2 separate regions of the Homo sapiens genome follow, and region 1 is linked to region 2. Evidence: read pairs that join two places in POLR2A ChIA-PET (ENCODE). Cell type or tissue: PC-9. All regions are shown on one strand.

Region 1 (5,000 bases), 240 kb after region 2:
GGTGCCTGTAGTCCCAGCTACCCGGGAGGCTGAGGCAGGAGAATGGTGTGAAGCCGGGAGGTGGAGCTTACAGTGAGCCGAGATCGAGCCACTGCACTCCAGCCTGGGCAACAGAGCGAGACTCTGTCTCAAAAAAATAAAAAATAAAAAATAAAAATTAGTTGGGCGTAGTGGGTTGTGCCTGTAGTCCCAGCTACTCAGGAGGCTGAGGTGGAGGATCACTTGAGTCTGGGAGGTTGAGGCTCCAGTGAACCATGATTGAACCACTGCACTCCAGCCTGGGCAACAGAGCAAGACCCTGTCTCTTAAAAAGTAAACAGAAACAAAAAAATAAATAAAAACACTTTGGTCATACAATCCAGTTTGTTGATTTACAAATCAAATGGTACCAGTATCTGCCAATGCCCTGCCTGGTACAAATACAAATTTTTTTCCAGACAGTTGTTATGCCAAAACAAAAATACTGAAGGAAATCACATTTGTTTTCAAACTAGCTATTAGTTACTTACCATTGGTATCTGGTTTGATTTTCTCTTCCTTAAGATGCAAGTTGCTCAACTAAATGGAGAATATGGGGGAGGGGGAAAGTGTCAGGAAAAGCACTTAAAAAGATTTGGAATCAACAGAGCCTCCCTAATGAAGCTGGGGATAAAATAGCCATTCTCAAGGTATATTCATTAGGACCAATTCATTGGGTTGTTCCGTTTACTAAATGTCTGATGAGAATAAACAAAATTTCCCGTAAATACATCGGTGGAAAAAAATGCTCCAAATCTGTACCTTCTACTTAAAATTCTGTGAGAGAATTGTAATTTGTGAGTTTGCTTAATGCCCTGATTATAAACTTTCTCTCTTTGTAGAATATCATTAGAGTTGTCATTCTCTCATATTTCTTTTGTGTGTGGGGGGGAATCGCTGCATTCCAAATCATATTTCAAACAAGAGGAAATTTAAAGAGATTTTGAAAAATGCAGTCATACTTTGGAGAACACTGGGAAGGGAGGACTGTGATGAAAAGCATCTGTAAAGCCAGGTGCGGTGGCTCGCGCCTGTAATCCCAACACTTTGGGAGGCTCAGGCAGGCAGATCACGAGGTCAAGAGATCGAGACCATCCTGGCCAACATGGTGAAACCCCGTCTCTACCAAAAATACAAAAATTAGCTGGGCGTGGCGGTGCATGCCTGTAGTGCCAGCTACTTGGGAGGCTGAGGCAGGAGAATCGCTTGAACCCAGGAGGCGGAGGTTGCAGTGAGCCAAGATCACGCCACTACACCCCAGCCTGGCAACAGAGTGAAACTCCGTCTCACAAAAAAAAAAAGAAAAGAAAAGAAAAGAAAAGCATCTGTGGGTAGGAATCAGTCATACTGCAGGATACGTTAGAGCCGTAAGACCACAGTATGCTGATGTGCAGCCTCACATTCAAGTCACCTTTTGCTGGTGTCTGATACTGTAGTTGGGAACAGCCTGAAGCATTGTGGCACACTGTGTAATTAAAATACCCACTGGGCTGAAGTGGAAATAGAAAGGAAAGAGACATTTCAAAGAATAATTACTAAGACTTTGATCAAATACTGTATATTAGGGATATCCTAGCAGGTCTTATCTCCTCTATTAGAATGCAAATACCTTCCTGACAGGGCCTATTTCGTTTTCTACTGCTCCTTGAGGAGCAGGGCTACCCCACAGGAAATGTGCCCAGAGTAGCATATTTCTATTTTTGGCCTTTGGATGTAGTACAGAGCAAAGTAAGTGCTCTAGTCGTAAATTTTTTGTTTGTTTGTTTTTTGAGACAGAGTCTTGCTCTGTCACCTGGACTGGAGTGTAGGGGCGCGATCTCAGCTCACTGCAAGCTCTGCCTTCCGGGTTCACGCCATTCTACTGCCTCAGCCTCCCGAGCAGCTGAGACTACAGGCGCCCGCCACCACGCCCGGCTAATTTTTTGTATTTTCTTTTTTTTTAAGAGATGGGGTTTCACGGTGTTAGCCAGGATGGTCTTGATCTCCTGACCTCGTGATCCGCCTGCCTCAGCCTCCCAAAGTGCTGGGATTACAGATATGAGCTGCCACGCCCGGCCTTTCTAGTCGTACATTTTTATTAAAAACAAAACAAAACAAAAAAGCCTTTTTTTTTTTTTTGAGACAGAGTCTCGCTCTGTTGCCCAGGCTGGAGTGCAGTGGCCTGATCTCAGCTCACTGTAAGCTCCGCCTCCCGGGTTCATGCCATTCTCCTGCCTCAGCCTCCGGAGTAGCTGGGACTACAGGCGTCCGCTACCACCCCCAGCTAATTTTTTTGTATTTTTAGTAGAGGCAGGGTTTCATCATGTTAGCCAGGATGTTCTCAATCTCCTGACCTCGTGATCTCCCTGCCTCGGCCTCCCAAAGTGCTGGGATTACAGGCATGAGCCACCGCACCTGGCCAAAAAAGACTTTTTTAAAGGTCAGAAAGCATCTGTAAGTCTTGGACCCCAGCACAGGGATTAGATAGATGGAAAGTCTGGCGTGAGTAAGTAACCTTTCAAGCTAAAGCCAACCCTAATCATAAAATATCAAGCAGGGCCTAAGACATCATCTAGTAAAAAGAAAATGAAAATCACAACCTAATGGTTCTTTCTTTTTTTTCTGCAGACGAGGTCTCACTCTGTTGGCCAGGCTGGAGTGGTGCAGTGGCATGATCATGGCTCATTGAAGCCTCAACCTCCTAAGGCTCAGGCAATCCTCCTGCCTTAGCCTCCCAAGTAGCTGAGACTACAGGCACTCACCACCATGTCCAGCTAATTTTTTTTTTTTGAGGCGGAGTCTTGCTCTGTTGCCAGGATGGAGTGCAGTGGTGTTATCTCAGATCACTGCAACCTCCGCCTCCTGGGTTCAAACGATTCTCCTGCTTCAGCCTCCCAAGTAGCTGAGACTACAGGCATGCACCACCATGCCCAGCTAATTTTTGTATTTTTAATAGAGACAGGGTTTCACCACATTGGCCAGGATGGTCTCAATCTCTTGACCTCATGATCCGCCCACCTTGGCCTCCTAAAGTGCTGGGATTACAGGCATGAGCCACTGCGCCCAGCCTGCCCAGCTAATCTTTTATTGTAGAGTTGGGATCTTACTGTGTTGCTCAGGCTGGTCTTGAGCTCCTGGGCTCAAGCGATCCTCCTGCCTCAGCCTCCCAAAGTGCTAGAATTATAAGTGTGAACTACGCATTAGGCCGCATTTCTGTTGTCCCTCTAAGTCCAAGAACAGGCGAAAGGGGAAGGAGGGTAGAGAGGAGAGAACAAAAAAATGTTTTAATTGGTGGTTTGTTGAGAATGGAGGAGCCCCATTTCTATTTCTCTTTTTTTTTTTTTTTTTTTTTGAGACGGAGTCTTGCCCTGTCGCCCAGGCTAGAATGCAGTGGTACGATCTTGGCTCACTGCAACCTCCGCCTCCTGGGTTCAAGCAATTCTCCTACCCCAGCCTCCCAAGTAGCTGGGATTACAGGCGTGTGCAACTACGCACAGCTAATTTTTGAATTTTTAGTAGAGACGGGGTTTCACTATGTTGGTCAGGCTGGTCTCGAACTCTCGACCTCGTGATCCACCCGCCTCGGCCTCCCAAAGTGCTGGGATTACAGGCGTAAGCCACTGCACCCAGCCAGGAGCCCCATTTCTTTTTGTTTGTTTGTTTGTTTTGTTTTTTGAGATGGAGTCTCGCTCTGTCGCCCAGGCTGAAGTGCAGTGGCGTGATCTTGGCTCACTGCAAGCTCTGCCTCCCAGGTTCACGCCATTCTCCTGCCTCAGCCTCCGGAGTAGCTGGGACTACAGGCGCCTGCCACCATGCCCGACTAACTTTTTATATTTTTAGTAGAGACGGGGTTTCACCGTGTTAGCCAGGATGGTCTCGATCTCCTGACCTCGTGATCTGCCCGCCTCGGCCTCCCGAAGTGCTGGGATTACAGGCATAAGCCACCGCGCCCAGCCTCCCATTTCTATTCATGGAAATGGACAAGAAGTTTCTGGTCCCTTTCTGCTTTGGTGTTGGGAAAGAGGAAAAAGAAAGGGAACACATTAAAGAGATTAGAAAAAAGCAACTTAACAAAAAGGAAACCATTCAACTGGAGAAAGCCGACTGAAAAACAAACAAAAAAAAAAAGAAATCATTATAAAGCAGTAAAAATCCTTCACTAATTCTGAAGGATAAAGAATACACTAATGGGGGAGGGCAGTGGGGGACAGCATTAGGAAAAAGAGCTAATACATGTGGGGCTTAATACTTAGGTGATGGGTTGATAGGTGCAGCAAACCACCATGGTACATGTTTACCTATGTAACAAACATGCACATCCTGCACATGCACCCTAGAACTTTAAAAAAAAAAAAACAGCTGGGCACAGTGGCTCACACCTGTAATCCCAGCACTTTGGGAGGCTGAAATGGGAGGCTCCCTTGAGGCCAGGAGTTTGAGACAAGCCTGGGCAACATAGTGAGACTCCACCTCTATAAAGATTAAAAATAAAAATATTGACAGGGCATGGTGGCTTGTGACTTGAATCCCAGCACTTTTGGAGGCCGAGGAGGGAGGATCCTTGGAACTCATGGAGTTCGAGACAAGCCTGGGTAACATAGTGAGACCCCATCTCCTAAAAAATAAATAAATAGGCTGGGCATGGTGGCTCATTCCTGTAATCCCAGAGCTTTGGGAGGCTGAGGCAGGCTGATCACCTGAGGTCAGGAGTTCGAGACCAGCCTGACCAACATGGTAAAACCCTGTCTCTACTAAAAAAATATAAAAAAAATTAGCCAGGTGTGGTGGCGCAGGAGGCTGAGGCAGGAGAATCACTTGAACCTGGGAGTTGGAGGTTGCAGTGAGCCAAGATCACACCATTGCACTCCAGCTTGGGCAACAGAGTGAGACTCTGTCTTAAAAATAAATAAATAAATAGACCGGGTGTGGTGGCTCACGCCTGTAATCCCAGCACTTTGGGAGGCCGAGGCAGGTGGATCACCTGAGGTCAGGAGTTCGAGACC
Region 2 (5,000 bases):
TATAGAAGTTTTCTGAAATGGATTCAGACTGCAGAAATTAAATCTATGCCAAATATTTGTTGGAAAAGTAGAGAGTGAAATGCAGGAGGAGCAAGTGTTTCACTGCTAAGAGGGGATTTCATAACTCTACCTAGAATTAGACATCAAATTACCCCTTTTCCCCATCTCTGTAAGGGACCAAACTGGTTTGTGAACACTGTCACTCCAGCTCGCTTTTTTTTTTTTTTTTTTTTTTTGAGACGGAGTCTTGCTCTGTCGCCAGGCTGGAGTGCAGTGGTGCAATCTCAGCTCACCGCAACCTCTGCCTCCCGGGTTCAAGCAATTCTCCTGCCTCAGCCTCCTGAGTAGCTAGGACTACAAGGTGCATGCCAACACGCCCAGCTAATTTTTGTATTTTTAGTAGAGACAGGATTTCACCATACTATCATCTAAATGACTAGACTACAATGCCCATCTTTCCCTCTGGTCCCTACAATAAGTCCCACAGTGAATGATAAAATAACATACAGGATCCATCTCGAAATAGACCAGCTCTCCTCCTGTCAGGGCAATCACCACTTGTCGCTGGTTCACTGCACACTTCACAATTGTTTTCTTTCCAGGGGTCTTCCACTCATTGACTCTCTTGTCTGCTCGTATGTGCCGAATGCCATCTGGATAGACCTAGAGTCAGTAACAGAAAGAAACCTGACTTTAACAATTTGATTCATCACTCAGAATGACCCTCACATCTATCAGATCTGTCACTAAAATCAGACCTGGGGCCACTGCATTTGAGGCACCAGTTGAATCAAAGACAAAAGAGTTAGTAGGCCTCAGGCAAGGTCAACTTTTAAATAGTTCATGTTTTGCAGTGTCCACTTCAAAGAAGTTCAAAGCTTATTAACAAAACACTTATAAAGATCTTTATTAGAGATGAAAGCTGCAGTGATGTGGCTCTGTAACAGAAAAATGGCAAATACAGAGAGGGATATTATGTGCCCAAATCATATGTTCCCTACCCCTAAGGCTTGCTGGAAGGTGAGGGTGAAGAGACATGAACACAGCAGCCTGCATCACAATGAAGGCCAAGAAAGAACAAAGCAGGCCAAGTAGGTAAGCTCTGAGAACCCTCACCTGCACCAAGGCATCATCTCCTAATAAGGAGCAGGACAAGGTCGGGGTGGTCCCCAGGAACCCAGAGTCAGTCACTTCTTCTACAGTTTCTCCAATGGACAACACTAGGGTGGCATTCACGAAAGACACAATGATGTAGGCATCAAACTCATCTGAAAAAGAAAAGAAGGGAGTTGGTTAGATAAGAACTCATTAGAATTACAAAGCCAAATGAAACACTAAGAGTTCTCTTCAGAAACCTTCCAAGGCAGTTCTTCTATGTGTAGTTATTACACACATACACACATACACATGCACACAGAGCAAAATGATCCAGAAGAAAACTAGGGGTCAGAAGAGCCTACAGATATACTCTGCTTCCTCAATATTTTCTTGAGACATCTGCTAAAGAAGTGAGAGGACAAAGCAAGAGAATCGGAGACATGAGGACATTTTAAATACTACAATATTGATACATGAACATACTGAGCTAGAGCTTCATTTATTTGTGCCAGTTGTCAATCACACAACCCCTTCCTAAGAAGAGATACTCCTTCTAACTAGGAAAGACCCCTAACTTCTTCCAAAAGCAGCTTATGTAGAAATGAACACAAGCTCTAATGAATAAAATAGAGATTACTTAAGCCTCTGTGAGACTAACTCATTCTAGGGTTGGAAGCTGAGAATCCTAGTCCCAATGGGAATGATGTAAGAAAACTAGATAACCAGGAAATGGAGGGTGGGGGTTGTTTATATTGTTATTCTGTGACCTCTCTGGTTTTTCACTATTTAGAAACAGAACAATCCTGTGGTCATGAGCAATCCTATTAGAATTTGCTTTTTCTAATTAAATGTAGTTGAATAAACACTAATGAGTTTCTCAAGGAAGTCAGAGGACTTGAGGTATACCAGAAACCCTCAGTTTCTTCTACAGATCCCATAAAGGCCATCTATTTTCCATGTATCTCACCCTACAACATACAACAGCTTCTGCAAGTGTCCCCATCCAGTACGTTTGGCGTAAAGCTTGATAAATGTTGACTAAAGGCATGCTAATTTTTTAAAAGAGTTGAGATTTTCCTAGTTTACATTTGAATTTTTGTTTTAACACCCCCTTAACCAGAAATCAGGTTAAAAAAAAAGGACAGAACAAGACAAGGCACCACACAATGTAGTGGCTGACTCACTCCTAGCAGTAGCAGCTATAGGACCCGTCTGCCTAAGCACTTGTCAAGAGCTCAATGCCACAGGGCTGGTCCACCCACCCACCCACATGAAGGGCATACTTTTGGTTCTGATGACTTCAAATGAGGTTCAGCTAGATTAAGGTTACTAGATCAGTTCTGCAGAATCAGCATTCTTTACAGAAGCAGGGGTCAAATGAAGATGTATCATTCGACCAGGCATGATGGCTCATGCCTGTAATCCCAGCACTTTGGGAGGCCAAGGTGGGTAGATCACCTGAGATCAGGAGTTAGAAACCAGCCTGACCAACAGGGTGAAACCCCATCTCTACTAAAAAATAAATAAAATAAAATACAAAAATTAGCTGGGTGTGGTGGTGGGCGCCTGTAATTCCAACTACTCGGGAGGCTGAGCAGAATTGCCTGAACCCGGGAGGCGGAGGCCGCAGTGAGCCGAGATCGCCCCACTGCACTCCAATCTGGGTGACAGAATGAGACTGTCTCAAAACAAACAAAAAAGATGTATCATTGGCATGGCCTACAGTAGTGTTCTGCCCTATTAGCAGGACGTAAAATCAATTTAATGTGTTGCACAATAGGCACTTCATAACAGAAATAAATGTAATTTATGAAGTTGCTTCATATATAGTAGGATAATTACTGTTTTGTGAAACTTTTGTTTCAGTTAATATTGCATATATATGTACCTACTGTGGTGGCTGAAAAACAAGGATTAAAGATCTTTCCCAATGGGCATGCTCTAATGGTTAGACCAGGAATCCACAGAGTAAAGGTTCAATTTCCAAATCATAAGGAATAATACAGGACAAGAAGCTAGATACTTGGTTTTTGGTTATTTTGCTAGAACTGTCAACATATATCAAATGCTTTGGGAACGTCTTATAAGATGGCTTTGTAAGACTAAGCACTACTCACTATCATAAAACAAGTAAGGACATGGTTATCTCTGAAATGGATGTCTCAGTAGCTTTCAACAAAACCAAAATCCATCTCTACATAACACCAAGTTTGGAACCTTTACTCCAGTTCTCAGTTTTTGTACTGGAAATTTTTGTTGTGTAAAAATAACAGTTGTTTAATTTTAATATTATATGAATACAGTATCATTTCCCATGTTCTCATTACTGAAACCTAATAACCCTAAAAGCTGTGTCAAAGCAAATTAAAGCCAAACAACAAAAGGCTGTAACTGGCCAGGATTTCTGGTCTCAGATCTTCACCAAGGGGAAAAGGTGACCTTCCAAAAGACAGACCACACAACTTTTGACTTTCATGGGAGAGAATGGGGCAAAGAAGGGAGGAGGGGTGCCTTTCCTTCGACCAAGACTTCAGACTACTCAAACATAAGAGAATAAATGCTCAGTGAACTTAAATAGGGTCATACTTTTGCTAGACAATTCAACAAGTGGGAGAGCCAACGACATCTCAAAGCTGCTTTACATCACAGACTTCCTCAAAATAAACACTGCCCTGTGAATACCAAGCACATTGTAACTTCTACCCCTTCCTTCTACAGTGAAGAGGACTTGCAGCAGGTTAATTCTTATGTACTAGAGTGACTGCAGATTAAAAGTTGGAGTCCAAGCTGGGCACGGTGGTTCAAGCACTTTGGGAGGCTGGGGAGGGAGGATCATTTGAGTTCAGGAGCTCAAGACCAGCCTGGGCAACATAACAAGACCCCAATTCTATAAAAAATTTATTAGTTTTTTTTTGGAGAGAGTTTCGCTCTGGTTGCCCAGGCTGGAGTACAATGGCGCAATCTCAGCTCACTGCAACCTCCGCCTCCCAGGTTCAAGCGATTCTCCTGCCTCAGCCTCTCTAGTAGCTAGGATTACAGGCATGTGCCACCACACCCAGCTAATTTTACATTTTTAGTAGAGACAGGGTTTCTCCATATTGGTCAGGCTGGTCTCAAATTCCCAACCTCAGGTGATCCATCCACCTCAGCCTCCCAAAGTGTTGGCGTGAGCCACCGCGCCCAGCCCAAAACACTATTTTAAAAAAAACGCTGGAGTTCAGAACAAAGCCAAGCTTTAGTCAAGGTAAATGACTAGGAACTGTACCATCCACACTGCATTCTAAGGAATTCAAGTCTCATGTTAAAAAACAATAGTTCATACCTCAATGAAGAATCCATAAGGGTATGAGACTGTATCTTTAGGTCACAGTTCAACAGGGCTCCCATCTGTCTGAACACTGCTAAGGACCCCAGAGGAGGGAATGCTTTTTTCTTCTACTTGCCTTGCCTTAGGATTTAAGGCTCAACCAGCAGCTCACTCCAAAAGGTAAAGTGAGCGACCATCCAGATACCTGAAGCTCAAGTAACTCCCTCTCACTTCATAGACAAGGGTATCTGATACTTATCTTGCTTCAGCAAGTCCTGAATATACTCAAAAGCTTTCTCTCGGTCCTGATCTTTCAGTCAGTACACCTGGAATGTACAACTCTATGAGAGTATGAAGCTAAAGTTCTCTAGCTAGAGACTCTTTTAGCTTAGTAAAAGGCAAATTAACCATATATGACAAATTCTGTGGGAGGAAGTAGAGAGGCAGACTCCTGCCTCAGACCATCTGATGCACAGGCAGATGGTGTGCAGCACTATTATGCCCAGTGACATCCAACTGCAAAGTTACCCTCTGAAAGACACCATCAGGGCAGCCTCAATATTTTGTGCAGGTCCCTCTCCTTGGATAAACTATA

The links. Peaks named below come from ENCODE experiments on the same cell type or tissue, not always from the same donor. Only the 100,000 strongest peaks of a DNase experiment are listed, where the experiment ranks them.
Region 1: POLR2A ChIA-PET joins it to region 2 with 5 read pairs; 4 of 35 experiments call an interaction of 5 or more read pairs at or near these places.

The regions. Positions count from the first base shown.
Region 1 is chr16:70,308,167-70,313,166 of GRCh38, reverse strand. DDX19B (DEAD-box helicase 19B) reads right to left here. Exons shown (of 12, transcript NM_007242.7): 2 at 510-558. Among named protein-coding and RNA genes, the nearest start is that of DDX19B, 11 kb to the right of the region's middle. In PC-9, no CTCF peak of the experiment used is centred here; no DNase peak of the experiment used is centred here.
Region 2 is chr16:70,550,714-70,555,713 of GRCh38, reverse strand. It overlaps SF3B3 (splicing factor 3b subunit 3), which reads right to left. Exons shown (of 26, transcript NM_012426.5): 12 at 1,117-1,268; 13 at 508-663. Among named protein-coding and RNA genes, the nearest start is that of SNORD111, 15 kb to the right of the region's middle. In PC-9, no CTCF peak of the experiment used is centred here; DNase peaks (open chromatin) are centred at 1,893 and 2,283; H3K27ac peaks cover 4,808 bases.